Linked DNA regions of Mus musculus: region 2 is linked to region 1. Evidence: chromatin loops called from intact Hi-C (ENCODE). Cell type or tissue: left cerebral cortex. All regions are shown on one strand. Links, peaks and the distances in the headings refer to the core of each region. The heading gives the core; the rest is flanking DNA. Region 1 has its middle 89 kb from the start of Lpar1. Region 2 has its middle 49 kb from the start of Olfr267.

Region 1 (2,921 bases), core at 204-2,703:
AAGTTACACAGCGGGCTGGAGGAGTTCAGTGTAGGTGGGAATCTCCTCACCACCGTCCACAGACAGCCTCGCCCTCTGCATTCCTTCCTTTCTCCAGCAGGAGCTAGACTGACACAGCTGGGTCCTACATTATGTGAGTGACAGACAGAGGTTTCTGGTTCAAGGCCAGCTGCAAGTGTCTGGTATCTGTTCATAGATGTGCCAATTAGGACATGAATAGCACATGACTAGTTTTTCATGGAAAACCCAGAGTAAATCCAGTTCTTACAGTTTCAGCAACCTTCATTGCTAGGCACTAAGGTCTCAGCCCCCAAGTCTCTGAAATGAGGGCATTTCCTATCTCTACCTAGAAATCTATACTTCCCCCAGCTATCTGCTTATTCAACTCATGGTTATGCTATTCACTAGATCAAAAGATTCACTAGGCCACTGACCATGTCTGCTTTTACTCACAAGGCACAGTTTTAGCTTTCTAAAATTTTTAATTAGTTAGTTAGTTAATTAATTAATTAACTAATTTTTGGTTTTTCGAGACAGGGTTTCTCTGTGTAGCTCTGGCTCTCTTGGAATTCACTCTGTAGATTAGTCTGGCCTCAGATTCACAGAGCTCCACCTGCCTCTGCCTTCTGAGCGCTGGGATTAAAGCTAGACATTTATCATTTGGTTAAAGGATTTCTTAAACCTTTTCCACTTAGGACACCTTTTTGTTAAAGAAGTTTTTGTGGGATCATGAGTTTAGGTATGCAAAATAGCTATACAAATCAAGCACATTTGCTAAAAATCCAAAAGAAATGCATTTGTAAACAATTCTTTGGAATACATATAATTCTTCCATTTATTAAAGATCAAAGCAAATTTGCATACTAACGACATGGGTGTTTTTGTTGGTGTAAGCACAGTCTAATCCAAAGATATATTAATTTGACATATTGTGTAGGGTGATGATTAGTAAAAGGGCTTGTTTTCTACACTTAACTAGCGTGTTTTTCGTAGAGCAGAACACTGAAGTTCCTAACGCACAGTCCTCTTGAATCTACGTCGATGTGTTTAAGGTGGTGTTTGCTGTTGCTAAGTGGTGTCCCTGTATGCTCAGTGTGGAGGCTTTGTGAGTTCTCATCCAAGGCTGCTGTGAAGTTGCACAATGCAAGTGCTGCCTGTACCTCAGATTCATGAGGCATTTGAGTTTGAATTAAAATCTGGTCGTCGTGCGCCCAGGAAGCTTTTACTCGCGCCCACATTTTGTAGATGTTCCACATTGGGTTGCTAGACTCGGCAGGGCTGTGACTCACAGTTTAAGCAGCTTAGAATTAAGTGAATACATTATTTTTATTATGACACGAGTCACAATGACATTTACCATCCTACTCCAGTGCTGCTCTTTGGCCATTTCTCTTCTCTTTGCTTTCTCTAAGATTCATGCTGTAAACACTGGCCCATTTCCACGTTGGTTTTCATATTCAATTTTTTTCTCCATGTTGGTTATGTACAACAGAGAGTACAGTACCTCTGAGCCATCTTGGAATCCTTTTTGGATGATTTTGATAGCAAGTAACAGAAAACTCTTTAATTTGTTGTTTTAAAAAATAAGGAAGCATGTAGCTGACAGAAGCAGCCTTAGGCACTCCATGTTGGCTCTGGCGATGCTCTCCTACAGCCCCTGTAGCTGGCTTCCCTTGTGGACTGGATTCATACAAACCCTAGGACACTACAACATCTGAAGGAAGATGAAGGGCTGTCTTTGCCTCCTTCTATAGTGGTAAATCTTTCCCAGCAGCCTCCCCACAGACCCAAGTGAAATATTTTTCTTGTGGTGGTTAACTCATGGGTCCAACCTTAACCAACCCTTCCTTGGTGAGATTGGGACTAACAGATCTTGGTCCATTTAATCATTTAGGATGCACTGTCTGTTGAGAGAGTCTGCCATCTTTGATGTCTATGACCACATTTAAAACATGATTTATATTTCCAATTCTGATTGTGCTGGGTTTTCTATAATCTCTTCTAAACTCCATCCTTTCTTCTGTCTTTATTTGCTCTTGCCTCTTAGTCTCAGTTAAATTTTATAATCAACCTGACCTCCACTGACTGTTCTCTCTCTCTCTCCTGCCCCTTTTCCTCCCTCCTTCCTTCCCTCCTTCCCTCCCTTCCTGCCTTCTTCCCCTCCCTCTCTCTTCCCCACTCTCTCTGCCTTATGAGTATGCATATAAGCTCTCATCTCCAGTCCAGGACCATGACTGTCTGCCAGCAGCCATGGATACATATAGCCTCTGTAACTGGGAGGCCTAAATTAAATGTTTTCTCTTATAAGTTGCTTTGGTCACTGGTCATAATGTTTTGTCATGGCAACAGGAAAGTAACCAAGACAATGCTCTTCTTTACTTCTTTCTAGTCAATTCTTTTAACAAGTTGTGAGGTGTATCCTGATTCTATAATTCATCAGAATGTATGACTCTAGGCAAGTAATTTAAACTTTTAGAAATTCAGTGATTTAATTTCTAAAATGAAAATCAAAGGGCTTACAATCAAAAGATTGTCCTGAAGATTATTAAGTCAATTTTTAGGAAGCAATTGGCTACTTTCTGTTACATAATCCTCAGTTAATGGATAGCCTTTATGTTGATGGCATGTCTGTCATTGCTCTTAGGAACCATCCTGACTTTCTGATCAATACAAGTAGTCAACTTTGGTAAATCCCTTAGCTTCCTTTTATCTCTGAATATAAGATAATTGGATTCATTACTATACCCCAGGTGGCTAATGCATGGCCACGCACAGGAAATAGTCAGCATTTGCTCCATTGCCTTCAGTGTGTCCATCTTTGTAATGTTGATTTTGTGAGATTACGGAAACATGGGAGGAAACATCACAATGTAACCATTTGGAAAGTAGGCTAAATATTTTCTTGTGATGGTTAGTAAAAA
Region 2 (2,921 bases), core at 276-2,775, 95 kb before region 1:
AGTGGACTAGAGAGTACACTGAACTAGGACTCAGACGACTTCTGCCCCTAGAAAGTGGTGTGGCTTTCATAGACATATTCAATTATGTGTTCCATCTTTCTGGTTCTGCAATGAGACTCCTTGATAAGGTTGCAGGAAAGTCAAATCCTTATGACATGTGACTTGAAAGTACTTCAGGAGCAGGGAACAACTTGAACACTGCTTTTGAGCATGAAAATGTGATAGCAGAAGTGGGGCTCTGAGAATTATCTATCCTCATCCTTAACACCAGGGAGATTAAAACTGAGAAGGTTGCGTGGCTCAGACAAGGCTACTCAGGCTGGTAAAACCACAGTCAGAATAGTGTTGCTCTTCCCAGCATCATACAGTCTAGAGCTAGAATGAGTTTTCAGTCTCTACTGGCTGGTTTTGGGTGTCAACTTGACATAGGCTAGAGTTATCACAGAGAAAGGAGCTTCAGTTGGGGAGATGCCTCCATGAGGTCCAGCTGTAAGGCATTTTCTCAATTAGTGATCAAGGGGGAAAGGCCCCTTGTGGGTGGACCATCTCTGGGCTGGTAGTCTCTGGTTCTATATAAGAGTAGGCTGAGCAAGCCAGGGGAAGCAAGCCAGTAAGAAACATCCCTTCATGGCCTCTGCATCAGCTCCTGCTTCCTGACCTGCTTGAGTTCCAGTCCTGACTTCCTTGGTGATGAACAACAGTATGGAAGTGTAAGCTGAATAAACCCTTTCCTCCCCAATTTGCTTCTTGGTCATGATGTTTGTGCAGGAATAGAAACCCTGTCTAAGACACAGTCATTTGAGAATCAACTAAATATAAACCAATCGTGCAGCTTTCAGTGTTGGAAGTGATTCTAGCAGAGCAAATGTGCAATGGAAGGACAGAGGCTGACACACTGTGGGTGGGACACAGGGAAAGCCAGAGGCAGGGGTTGATGCTGAGAAGAGAGATCTGTAGTTAAGGACTGTGGAGTGTCTTTATTGTGTGGCACCCTACCCATCCTGCAACGTGGCACAGAGATGCGCTATGTTCTGAGCACTCGTTTGTTTGAATGATTAACGATGGGTTATCCCCTCCACTTCACTGCCCGCTTCCCAGTCTTCATTACAGCTCCACAGCAGCTGTGGATGTCTGTTAGGCACTCATTTACTGGAATGAGAAAATTCCCCCTGCCCACGAATCATGAGACGCTTCTTGTCACTGAAGTTTTATTTCCACGAAGCCAGTGATTATGCAACTGGCAAGTCGTTTATGTCACGATGCCCAGGGTCTCACAATCTGCCCATATCCACTGCCGTCCTCTTGGACTCTATATACTTGGGCGAATATACTTCAGATGAGGCAGAAGTCAAGGATTCTTTCCTGAAAATGGGTGATGTCCTGAGACTGACCACCAGATGGTGATTGGGTGAGGAGCAGGCGCTCTCCAGCTCACGGGCTGTGGCTGTGCATCGGGAATGACACTTGCTTTACTCGGATGGCTCTGCTCTTGTTTTGCCTGTTCAAATGTTGCACGATATATGTATGCTCTGTGGACTTTTTTCATTATCAAGTTTACTATTTTTCTTACACAATTCTCCCCCCTACCCCCGGGAAGTTTCATTACCTCTTTTTTTTTTTTTTATGAAATGACAGTCTCCATCTGTTCTTGTTGGCAAAACAAAGAACCAATTCCAGTATCCAGTTAAAAATTTGCAGGCTGATATTCAATAATATGTCATCAAGCATTTCTTATGAGTGTTCACTATTTATATAGGGAGTTAAAAAGCTCCAGGTCTTCTGACAGTCACTTTCTGTACTTTCTAGAGTACATTCCAAGCTTCCTTTAAACAACAGTTCTTATTGTGAGGGATGATTCATTAAAGAATAAACTCAGGTTCCTAACGTGCACAGTGGGTAACCGTATCTGCACACTGCTGCAGTTAAAGCACACAGTGCTAATTCACAGATTCGTGGGCTAGCTTATATCCTTATACAAGTTTGGCTTGCTATCTGTCTCTGCCTCTCTGTTTCTGTCTGTCTGAGACAGGATCTCATGTAGCCCAGGGTGGCTTTGAAATGCCGATTCTCTAACCTAGGGCTATTGGCACATACCACCATACCAAGCTTCCATAGTTCCTTCCCCTCACCTTTTCCTTTCTCCTCTTCCTCTTCTTTCTCCTCCTCTCTTTCTTTGGACAGAGTCTCACTATGTAGTTTAGGCTGGCCTCAGTTTTAGAATCCTTCTGCCTCTTCCTTCTAGGTGCTGGGGTTATGGGGTTGTGCCATCATACCTGGCTTGATTTTGAAATTCTCATGTCTTAAAGAAGATTTTGTCTCTTTATGTGCTGAGCTTTTGAACTTTAACACAGTCTGAATTCATCTGCTCGAGGCCAGAGGCACAGCTCACCACAATTAATTTCATTTGAAATGAAGCAGATCTGGAAGGGAGCTTCCCAATGGTCACATGATTGGATTTTCCCTGAAGTAAAATCACCACAGATACAAAATCCAGAAAGAGGAGGGGACAGATTGTTTGAATATTTGAGCATGAGAAGAAAATGCTGTGTTCTGCTCAGGCTGCAGGAGGTAGAGTTAAGAGAAGGTGGGAGCAGGGTGGAGAGATGGCTCAGCAGTTAAGAACACTGACTGCTTTTCCAGACGTCCTGAGTTCAATTCCCAGCGATCACATGGTGGCTCACAACCATCTGTAAAAGAATCTGATGCTCTCTTCTGTGTGTCGACAGAAAATGACTGCTTGTGACTATGTATAAAGCCAAGAGGCCTGGTCCTGTCTGGGCCATTGGTTGAGTGATCCAGAAATCTGGGAGCCCAAGTGACATGAATTGAGACAGTAGAGCATATGGCTGTATTTCTGTCATCCTTTGGTACTTGGAAAATTACTGATTGAATTAAACCAGCAATGGAGACAGTAGTGAATT

Evidence for each region. Peaks named below come from ENCODE experiments on the same cell type or tissue, not always from the same donor. Only the 100,000 strongest peaks of a DNase experiment are listed, where the experiment ranks them.
Region 2: a loop joins it to region 1, with 2.7 times the contacts of the local background. A loop is called at or near these places in 3 of 42 quality-filtered maps.

Annotation. Positions count from the first base shown.
Region 1 is chr4:58,640,723-58,643,643 of GRCm38, reverse strand. No RefSeq gene overlaps it. Among named protein-coding and RNA genes, the nearest start is that of Lpar1, 89 kb to the right of the region's middle. In left cerebral cortex, for the core only: no CTCF peak of the experiment used is centred there; a DNase peak (open chromatin) is centred at 1,205.
Region 2 is chr4:58,735,644-58,738,564 of GRCm38, reverse strand. No RefSeq gene overlaps it. Among named protein-coding and RNA genes, the nearest start is that of Olfr267, 49 kb to the left of the region's middle. In left cerebral cortex, for the core only: a CTCF peak has its summit at 1,406 (motif pointing right); DNase peaks (open chromatin) are centred at 1,002 and 1,149; H3K4me3 peaks cover 461 bases.